Regions from separate parts of the Homo sapiens genome. Here region 1 is linked to region 2. A link is an interaction called in ENCODE POLR2A ChIA-PET data of the cell type or tissue named here. Cell type or tissue: CD4-positive, alpha-beta T cell. All regions are shown on one strand.

Region 1 (5,000 bases), 55 kb before region 2:
CCTGAGTCCTCCTTTCTTCCCCCAGCTGGTGCCCCTGGGTGAACTGACCAAGCACAGCACATCAGCGGTGGATCTATCCACCTGCTTTGCCCAGATCAGCCACACTGCCCGGCAGCTGGACTGGCCAGACCCAGAGGAGGCCTTCATGATTACCGTCAAGTTTGTGGAGGTGCGGCATCTTCCACGTGTCCTTCCCCCTCTTTCTAGAACAGCCACACTACCACCCACCGTTTCTCCCGTGCTCTCACCCAGGCAGCCTCCCAAGGCCTGTATTCTAAATCCCCCAAGTCGCTGAAATTCCCATGCCCTCCCACCTGCCCTTCCTGGATGCCCCACCCATGGATCAGTTCCCTCTGTCCAACCCCACCCTAGGACACCTGTCGCCTGGCCCTGGTGTACTGCAGCCTTATAAAGGCCCGGGCCCGCGAGCTCTCTTCAGGCCAGAAGGACCAAGGCCAGGCAGCCAACATGGTAAGGCCAGAGCTGGGGCTGGGAGTCTAGCTGGGTGTGGGGACCAGCCTGGGCACAGTTCAGGAAGCTCTGCATCTCTGTCCCAGCTGTGTGTGGTGGTGAATGACATGGAGCAGCTGCGGCTGGTGATCGGCAAGTTGCCCGCCCAGCTGGCATGGGAGGCCCTGGAGCAGCGGGTAGGGGCCGTGCTGGAGCAGGGGCAGCTGCAGAACACGCTGCATGCCCAGCTGCAGAGCGCGCTGGCCGGGCTGGGCCATGAGATCCGCACTGGCGTCCGCACCCTGGCCGAGCAGGTACCTTGTCCGACCGCACAGTCACCCCATCCCATCCCGTCTTCAGCCTACCTGGCTCCAGCAGCACCTGGGCCAAGGTCCAACCCTGACCCCTTCGTGCGTCTAAACTCAGGCCCTAAGGAACTCTTCCATCCCCGACTCATGCCCTGACCTCCCTCCTTCTTCCGTTTTGTGTCTCCAGTTGGAGGTGGGCATCGCCAAGCACATCCAGAAACTGGTGGGCGTCAGGGAGTCTGTCCTGCCTGAGGATGTAAGTGGCCCTTCTGCCTGCTGGCCTTCACCACCCTGCCAGCTCTGTAGATCTGGGGTCATTGAAGGCCTTGGTGTCAAAGATAAGTCCCCCAGACCAGGCAAAGCATGTTCTCTCCCTGGGCCTCAGTTTCCTCCTGGGATGCTCACAGGAACGGGTTGGGTCACTCCACTGGCTGTCCCAGCACTGACAGTCAATGAGGGGGCTGCAGTTGGGGACGGCTTAGACTTTGCAGCCAAACAGGCCAGGGTGCACATCCTTCTCAGCTGCCTCCTAGCTTTGCCGTCCTGTTCACACAAGCCAGCTGACCTGTAAGTGGGGGCATATCATGATGCACACCTTCGACTGGCGGGTAGAAGGATATTCATTCATTCACCAACTATTTATTAGGTCCCCACTTTGTCCTATGCATTGATTTAAGCACTGGGGATAGGTCAGTGAACAATATGACAAAATACCTGCTTTCCTGGAGCCCACGTTCTAGTAGTGGAGGTGAAAAAAGAGCTACATAGTGAGTATCCATAACTATAGTGATAGTTATAGCTGTTAACTCTATGCACAGGCGTGTATGCGCGTGCACACACATGCAGTGTGCTAGATAATGATAAGTCTACAGAGAAAATTTAAAACAGAGAAGCGGCTGAGAAGTGTCAGAGGGTTGTATTTTTAGATGGTGGCCAGGGAAGGCCGTGACAACTGAGCGAAGACCTACGGGAAGCAAGGGGAGGAGGCATGAGAAGTTCTAGGGGAGGAGCATTCCAGGCAGAGGGAACGGCAAGGGCAGAGACCCTGAGGCAGGACCATGCCTGGAAGGTTCCAGGGCTGTAGAGGAGGCCAGTGTGGCTGGGACAGGCTGAGCAACGGAGAGGGGAAGGCAGAGAGGTGGGCAGGCCGGCCTCTTACAGACACTACAAACTGCTCTCACAGAACGGTTCCCAGCCCTGTTTCCTCCCTCCAGGTCAGGGGAAGGGGATGGGGGTGGGGCCAACATGGGCCGGAGCCACACCTGCTCCCCATCTCCCTCCCCAGGCCATTCTGCCCCTGATGAAGTTCCTGGAGGTGGAGCTTTGCTACATGAACACCAACTTGGTGCAGGAGAACTTCAGCAGGTCTGTAGCAGCCCCTGCCCTGGGCGCGCTCGCCACCTCCCCCTCTCCTCCCACGGCCCCTCCTTCCTGGGCCCCAGCATCCGTTCTGAGGGGTGTAGCAGCCCCTGCCCTGGGCGCGCTCGCCACCTCCCCCTCTCCTCCCACGGCCCCTCTTTCCTGGGCCTCAGCATCCGTTCTGAGGGGTGGAGGTGAATCCCTTTGGTGACCTCCCTTATGGGTGCAACAGGCTCTGCTAAGGCTCGCTGCAGGGACGGGGAGCTTGCCACTTCTCAGGCCTCCCCATTTCCTGCTGCCTAGCTCTGAGTGCTTTGAGTTCTTCCTTAGGCTGAGCCAAAATCTACCTGTCCTTTCTCCTTTAGTCCCAGGCCTGTCTTCAGGGCCTCCCTGCCTGCTCCTCTGCCCCCATTAGGTTACAGGTGGTCCCTGCCCACGGTGCAGGGAGAACTTCTAGCTAGGGTGTCTTATAGCAGGGACCCAGCATGCCAGGCAACAGGCGGTGGAGTCCAGCACATGGGCTCTGGACCACCTGGGTTCAGACTCCGGCTTCATCACTGCTTAGCAGCCTTGGGCAAGTTCCCGGTGCAGATGAGAGTAGTTCTGGCTTCTGTTGAGGATTAAATGGGTCATGTGAGGTGCTGAGCGTGGTGTCAGTACAAAGGAAGTGGTCAGTGACTATTAGCGGTAGTGACGATGATGATGACAGCGCCCCACCTCCCTGTGGAATCTGGGCCCTGAAGAGGCCGCAGCCCTCCTAGAGTTCTGTTCCACCCCCAGAGGTATAAGCCAGGGCCCCTCGGAGCCCGGCCGTTTTTATTTCTTAAACCATGTATATATATTTTTTATTTTTTTGAGACGGAGTCTCGCTCTGTCGCCCAGGCTGGAGTGCAGTGGCGCGATCTCAGCTCACTGCAACCTCCGCCTCCGGGTTCAAGTGATTCCCTGCCTCAGCCTGCTGAGTAACTGGGACTACAGGTGCATGCCATTATGCCTGGCTAATTGTTTTTTTGAGATGGAGTCTTGCTCTGTTGCCAGGCCAGAGTGCAGTGGTGCAATCTTGGCTCACTGCAACCTCCGCCTCCTGGGTTCAAGCGATTCTCCTGCCTCAGCCTCCCAAGTAGCTGGGACTACAGGCACGTGCCACAATGCCTGGCTAATTTTTGTATTTTTAGTAGAGACGGGGTTTCACCATGTTGGCCAGGATGGTCTCAATCTCTTGACCTCCTGATCCACCCACCTCGACCTCCCAAAGTGCTGGGATTACAGGCGTGAGCCACCACGCCCGGCCTGGTTCTGTCTTAAATCATGGTTGTCACTGGGGGCCTGGCCTCCTCCCTGTCTCCAGCCTTGTTTGTGCATTCCGTTAGTGTGCTGGGGAGGGTTCCTCACTGAGGTTGAGAGGTGTGTTGGATAGGACTGATCCCACCTGCCCCTTGCTGGTCCTGTACCCACCCTCTCCCCAGCCTCACCTGGGGTGGGAGGCGGAGGGGGAGGTTGGGGGTGGGAGGAGCTGGGGTGGGGCTGGGTCACTGAGGCCGCCCCTTTCTCAAGAGCGTCTTTGCTTCCTCCTCCGCCACCGCCCTGCCGTGCTGTGTCCGCATCCCTCCGGCCCCGCCCCAGCCTCCTGACCCTGCTCTGGACCCACACACTCACAGTGCTGGTGGAGGCGGCCGCCTCCCAGCGCAGCTCATCCCTGGCTTCCAACAGGCTGAAGATTGCCCTGCAGGTAACAGAACCGGTCACAGCAATGATAACCCTGGTGGGAGGGTGCCTGGGGTCACCTCTGATATCTCCCCCAGAACCTGGAGATCTGCTTCCACGCTGAGGGCTGTGGCCTGCCACCCAAGGCCCTGCACACTGCCACCTTCCAGGTAGGGGCTTTGGGTGAGCTTCCCCGTAGGAAGTCTGGGGAGCCTGCCTTTTGGCACTCACCTATGTCCAGGGTCGGCTACATAATTTATGGGGCCCAGTACAAAATGAAAAACTGGGCCCCTTATTCAAAAGTTATTACAAATTTTAGAACGGTGACGACAGAACCTGAAACCAAGCCTGGGTCCTCCTAAGCACAGGGGCCCTGTGTGCCCGCATGGGGGGTGGGGTCGGGGAAGCACGCCTGTGAAGCCAGCCCTGTCTGTGCCTCTCCTGCTGTCTGTCTGGCCTGAGGGTGGCCCCAGCCCGTTGTCCCATGACCCAATACTTTCCATTTCAAACGGACATGTTACCCTTGACAGTGAGCTCCTGGAGGGCAGGCCTGGGCTGTGGTTGGGCGTGCAGTCCAGGTGGATCCTCAGCTGTATGTGTTCCCAGGCTCTGCAGAGGGACCTGGAGCTGCAGGCGGCCTCCAGCCGGGAACTCATCCGGAAGTACTTCTGCAGCCGAATCCAGCAGCAGGTGAGGCCCCTCCCTCGCACTGCGCCCTCTGCAGGCCCTGGAGCACCCCGCTCCCGCTGTGACCCTGCTGACCCTGCCCCTGCTCCCCACCCCAGGCAGAAACCACCTCTGAGGAGCTGGGGGCTGTGACAGTCAAGGCCTCCTACCGCGCCTCTGAGCAGAAGCTGCGTGTGGAGCTGCTCAGCGCCTCCAGCCTGCTGCCCCTGGACTCCAATGGTGAGTGGAGGCTGCCTTTGGCCACTCTCCATGGTCCCGTCCTGGCCCTCCTGTCTCAGCGACCCTGGGGGCTTCGCTCACCCTGCAGGAGCTCTGGGTGCATTTCCTCCAGTTACCAGGAGGGGTCAGTGCCGCTGAGCAGAGCATAGCTGCTGGGGTGGGGTGCCTGGGAGACCCTCAGCTGACGCACACTCCCCGGCCACTTACCAGGCTCCAGCGACCCCTTTGTCCAGCTGACCTTGGAGCCCAGGCATGAGTTCCCTGAGCTGGCCG
Region 2 (5,000 bases):
GTGTCGGGGGATGTCAGCGCGTCGGCGAAAGCGCCCACCAATAGAAAAAGTCGTTGGTGTATGCAAATAAGGGTTCTATGACGCAGAGACGCAGCGTGAAGCGTGCCTATAAAAACGGAGGCGACGCGGGGGCTTGGAGCGCAGAGCGGTTTGGTCGTTCGTTGGGCGGTGCTGGTTTTTCGCTCGTCGACTGCGGCTCTTCCTCGGGCAGCGGAAGCGGCGCGGCGGTCGGAGAAGTGGCCTAAAACTTCGGCGTTGGGTAGGCGTTCGTAGGTTTACCCGCGGCTTCAGGTTCTGCCAACCGTTGGCGCCGCGCGCCGCGGCCGTTGGGAGCCGAGCGGCGGGGGCTGCTCGGGCCGCTGGCGTCGGGTCGGGTATGGGGCCGGGAGGTTTCCCCTTGGGGCTTTGTTCCGGAACTGTGTCCCCGCCTTTTCCCGGCGGTGATTCAGAGGTCCCGACGCCGGGTTCCGGGCAGTCGGGCCTCCGCCCGTCGAGGAAGGGAAGTGACTCCTCCCCGCGCTCCCCCTCCCGGGGGAGGCTGCCGCTCCTCGCAGCCTGAGTCATTAGGGGAGGGGGAGGAGGTTGGCGGCCCTCGGCCATCTGCTGCCGCGAGGTGGGGCGCGGGGAGGCGGGAGGCCCGGCGGTGGGGCCAGGATCTGTTCCTCCCCCCGCAGCCCTGGGGGGCGGCCCGGGTGAGCGCGGCGGCCTTATCTTCGGGGCGTCTTTCTTAGGTGAAAGAAAATGGCCCGAACCAAGCAGACTGCTCGTAAGTCCACCGGTGGGAAAGCCCCCCGCAAACAGCTGGCCACGAAAGCCGCCAGGAAAAGCGCTCCCTCTACCGGCGGGGTGAAGAAGCCTCATCGCTACAGGTAGGTCGGGCGGGGGAACAATGGCCCGGCGGTGGCCGGCTTTGTGCGGCAGCGTCCGCTCACTCCTCCCCTGCTCGCTGCAGGCCCGGGACCGTGGCGCTTCGAGAGATTCGTCGTTATCAGAAGTCGACCGAGCTGCTCATCCGGAAGCTGCCCTTCCAGAGGTTGGTGAGGGAGATCGCGCAGGATTTCAAAACCGACCTGAGGTTTCAGAGCGCAGCCATCGGTGCGCTGCAGGTAAGACAAAGGCCTGGAGCCGGGGGAGGGCTGGGCGGTTTCCGCTCCCCGAGTGGGATTAATAGTGCGGCTCTCGTCCTCAACAGGAGGCTAGCGAAGCGTACCTGGTGGGTCTGTTCGAAGATACCAACCTGTGTGCCATCCACGCTAAGAGAGTCACCATCATGCCCAAAGACATCCAGTTGGCTCGCCGGATACGGGGAGAGAGAGCTTAAGTGAAGGCAGTTTTTATGGCGTTTTGTAGTAAATTCTGTAAAATACTTTGGTTTAATTTGTGACTTTTTTTGTAAGAAATTGTTTATAATATGTTGCATTTGTACTTAAGTCATTCCATCTTTCACTCAGGATGAATGCGAAAAGTGACTGTTCACAGACCTCAGTGATGTGAGCACTGTTGCTCAGGAGTGACAAGTTGCTAATATGCAGAAGGGATGGGTGATACTTCTTGCTTCTCATGATGCATGTTTCTGTATGTTAATGACTTGTTGGGTAGCTATTAAGGTACTAGAGTTGATAAATGTGTACAGGGTCCTTTTGCAATAAAACTGGTTATGACTTGATCCAAGTGTTTAACAATTGGGGCTGTTAAGTCTGACCATACATCACTGTGATAGAATGTGGGCTTTTTCAAGGGTGAAGATACAAGTCTTAACCACAGTGTAACTTACAGTTTCCTTTAAAAAAAAAAAAAGTAAACCTGGCAGCTATAGAATACACTATGTGCATTTATAATAGCTATTTTATATATTGTAGTATCAACATTTTTAAATTAAATGTTTTACATTCACAAGTGGTGGGGAGTCTTGTCATTAAGGTGTGTGTAATTTAGAGTCCAGTTGGTTTTCTTCTGACTGCACTTGTTCTCATAGTAGTAAAATGCTATGCGCATTTATACCTTGCATAAGTCCTCATTCTACCACATGTTAACCCTCTAGCTGATAATGCAAACACTAACTGGGGGATTTTATTTATAAGGGCTCTAGAAAAAACGAGTTATTCACACCAGCATCATCTTAACTAACATTCTGAACTAGTTAGTGCAGCTTTTCATTGTGTTGTGTGGTTGGTCTCATAACTAGGTTGAGTTTTTCTCCTCTGCTGAGGAAACAGTACCGAAGTTCTTTTTCTTGTGGCATTTGTATTATAAAAACTTGGTGTGGGGGAGGAGCACAAAACTCCAGCCCACTGAACCTCTGCCAATTAAGATGGTGTTGGGTTAGGTTACATCTGGTTACTGTCCTGGGAAAATCATTTTTATAGAGATGGCCTTCCAAGTGGTTTTAAAATTTACTGAAGTTTTTAGGTCAATTATGTATGTTGACTAAATTTACAAATAAACTTGTTTATCCAACTAAGTGTCCAAAACCTAAATTGAATGTACTAAGTTTTCACATGTCCCATTATCTAGGTCCTTGTATACTAATGTTTTGAACTTAGATCATTTCAGGTGTTGTTTGGTGGATAAAGGAACCTTTTATTTATAAAGATACTGTAGAAAGCATGTGAACAGCTCTCTGCTTGATTAAGATGCCATAATAGTGCTGTATTTGCAGTGTGGGCTAAGACAAAGTATATTAATAAGCTTTTCAGCCCCCCCACTCCCGTTCCGTAGTGTAGAAGCCCACAGGTGTAGAACTCAGTCTTAAACTTCAGTATGAAACCAGTTTCCTTGTGCGATGATGGCCACTAAAGCATAGTACGTGGATGTCAGTGAGACAGCATGAGAGCCAGCAGTCATCAAAGCGTTCCACGTTTGAAGTTAGCAACTGCTTAAAGTTATACCCCATTAAAATTGCTTTCTCAAAAGTTTGGGTTAGTTTCAAATGTGATATTTTGGAGGGAAGGTAAAGTAGGTATCTTTCAGGTCGTGATAATGAGCTCCTATGAAAGGATGCAATATAATGACCCGCTTTTCTAGAAAGTTCATAATCAGCTCTGGAACAAGCACACTTGATTCCTCACTGTGCTTCAGAATGAGATTAAGATCAGATGTTGGAACGTGCTATGCTGTAGCGTGTCTGGAAACAAAGTACACAAACCTGGCTACGGTGATGAGTTAGCTTCTGCTTACTACCTGTGACAACCCAAGTGGGTGACACTAGTGAACCTTCTCCAGTCTGCAGGCTGGCATAGAAGGCTCTTAGATTATATTGGGCAGCTTGCAATCTGCCGAAGCAGTGACTTGCATTTCCACACTTGGCTTGAGCACTCAACCCAGAAGGCGAAGATAGCTTTTGGTTGTAGGCGGCTTCCTGTATGGGATATCCCTCGGTAAGGGTAAAGGAGCAGAGGCAAAGGAGAAAAGCAGAAGTTGCAGCTGATGCAGGTATCCTATGCCCTTGATGGATGAGACTAAAATAAAATTTTTGAAGTTAAGATTTTCTCATTTCTCAATGGTTTTCATTCAAATGATAATGTCTTTCAAAAAGTTTGGGGCAATGTCCAAAAAGCACTGACTTCTGATTCATCTGGGGCTGGGACGTGCGCATTCAATAATAAGGAAGCTCCCTATTGAGGTGACCTCAGTGACAGTTGGCCCAGGACAGTGCCAGTCTGTGCCTGCTGAAGTGGTGTATTTATTTATTTTGAGACGGAGTCTTGCTCTGTCACCAGGCTGGAGTACAGTGGCGCGATCTTGGCTCACTGCAACCCCCGCCTCTCAGGTTCCAGTGATTCTCCTGCCTCAGCCTCCTGAGTTGCTGGGACTACAGGCAAACACCACCATGCCCAGCTAATTTTTGTATTTTTAGTAGAGACGGGGTTTCACCATGTTGGCCAGGATGGTCTCCATCTCTTGACCTCGTCATCTGCCCACCTCGGCCTCCCAAAGTGCTGGGATTACAGGTGTGAGCCACTGCGCCCAGCTGGTGTATTTACTTTTTAGAGACGGGGTCTCCATATGTTGCCCAGGTTGGTCTCAAACTCGAGCTCCCAAAGTGCTAGGATTACAGGCTTGAAGTGTATTTAATAGTGCCTGTGTTTACTGTTCTCTGTCCCAATTTGGCAAATTATGCGGTCGTTCTACCTACCCATACCATGGTGATGTGAGGTGGGGACCCAGTGACTTATTTGTATAGGGACATGTCTCAGGAAAATAAGGTCAAATTGCTTACCCACCAATATTCTAATTATACCACCTTCAATCTGAAAACGGGACATAATTTGTCCCTTAAACTTCAATCATCTGATCCACATAGCAGTCAGTTTTGAGATGAAGCAGGGTTGTTTTACCCAGAACCAGGGGTCCACAGTGTAACTGCAGAATAAGGAAAAGGAAGGGTGAAGAGGAAGACGGGAGAAATGAAGGGCAACGGGTGTTCCCTCACTAAGAGTGGACCCAGCTCCTGACCTGCAACTTCATCATGAACAAGTGGTCTTCCAGCCACCTTCTTGAGGACACAGGCTAAGGGCTTCAGGACAAGTGGAGTGGCTTGGGTTTCAGAATTTCTGGGAGCCAGAGTCCTGTCAGGACCTTGGATACTTTTAGCACCTGGTCCACTGGTCCTGGCCTAGGGACCATCAGCCAAAGGGAAGGAGAAGAGGCCCTGAGCTGACTGCCTGGACTGGAAATTAACAGTTTCCAACTCATCGATTCACTGGATGATTCCCCAACAGTGGTGTCTGCTGCTCAGCTCCCCCTGCCTGGCTCCTTGCAAGCACTGTCTGGTGTCAGGTGTCAGGGTGGGGTCTTGCAGCCCTGGGAAAGCAATCCCTTTCTCCTGAATCACCTTCAGGTAGGTCAGTAGAGGGAGGAACACTGCGGAACACGGTCAGCTGTCTGCAATTCAATCAGCAGGAAACAAGGGCTTGCCCTATGGTTTCTGCAAGATGGCCCCAGCCTGTGTTCAGATTCAGAGACTGAGGCCTATGGCCAGTCTAGCCCGCCATAGAGAA

What was found. ChIA-PET counts read pairs that join two places held together with the same protein. Peaks named below come from ENCODE experiments on the same cell type or tissue, not always from the same donor. Only the 100,000 strongest peaks of a DNase experiment are listed, where the experiment ranks them.
Region 1: POLR2A ChIA-PET joins it to region 2 with 83 read pairs; 33 of 35 experiments call an interaction of 5 or more read pairs at or near these places.

Annotation. Positions count from the first base shown.
Region 1 is chr17:75,830,089-75,835,088 of GRCh38, reverse strand. UNC13D (unc-13 homolog D) reads left to right here. Exons shown (of 32, transcript NM_199242.3): 21 at 26-169; 22 at 373-471; 23 at 558-764; 24 at 946-1,014; 25 at 2,044-2,123; 26 at 3,741-3,846; 27 at 3,920-3,991; 28 at 4,428-4,511; 29 at 4,607-4,727; 30 at 4,938-5,000. Among named protein-coding and RNA genes, the nearest start is that of UNC13D, 12 kb to the left of the region's middle. RefSeq lists enhancers at 3,364-4,351, 4,387-4,681, 4,352-5,000. In CD4-positive, alpha-beta T cell, CTCF peaks have their summits at 4,441, 4,643 and 4,845 (motif pointing right); DNase peaks (open chromatin) are centred at 2,002, 2,122, 2,788 and 4,848; H3K4me3 peaks cover 1,222 bases; H3K27ac peaks cover 3,240 bases.
Region 2 is chr17:75,774,916-75,779,915 of GRCh38, reverse strand. H3-3B (H3.3 histone B) reads left to right here and starts at 137. Exons shown (of 4, transcript NM_005324.5): 1 at 137-259; 2 at 732-869; 3 at 953-1,106; 4 at 1,193-3,482. The coding sequence starts at 742. The coding sequence ends at 1,321. RefSeq lists silencers at 547-816, 3,748-3,797, 4,728-4,787, 4,888-4,937 and enhancers at 445-1,049, 3,328-3,417. In CD4-positive, alpha-beta T cell, a CTCF peak has its summit at 803 (motif pointing left); DNase peaks (open chromatin) are centred at 25, 535, 795, 2,795 and 3 weaker places; H3K4me3 peaks cover 3,877 bases; H3K27ac peaks cover 1,387 bases.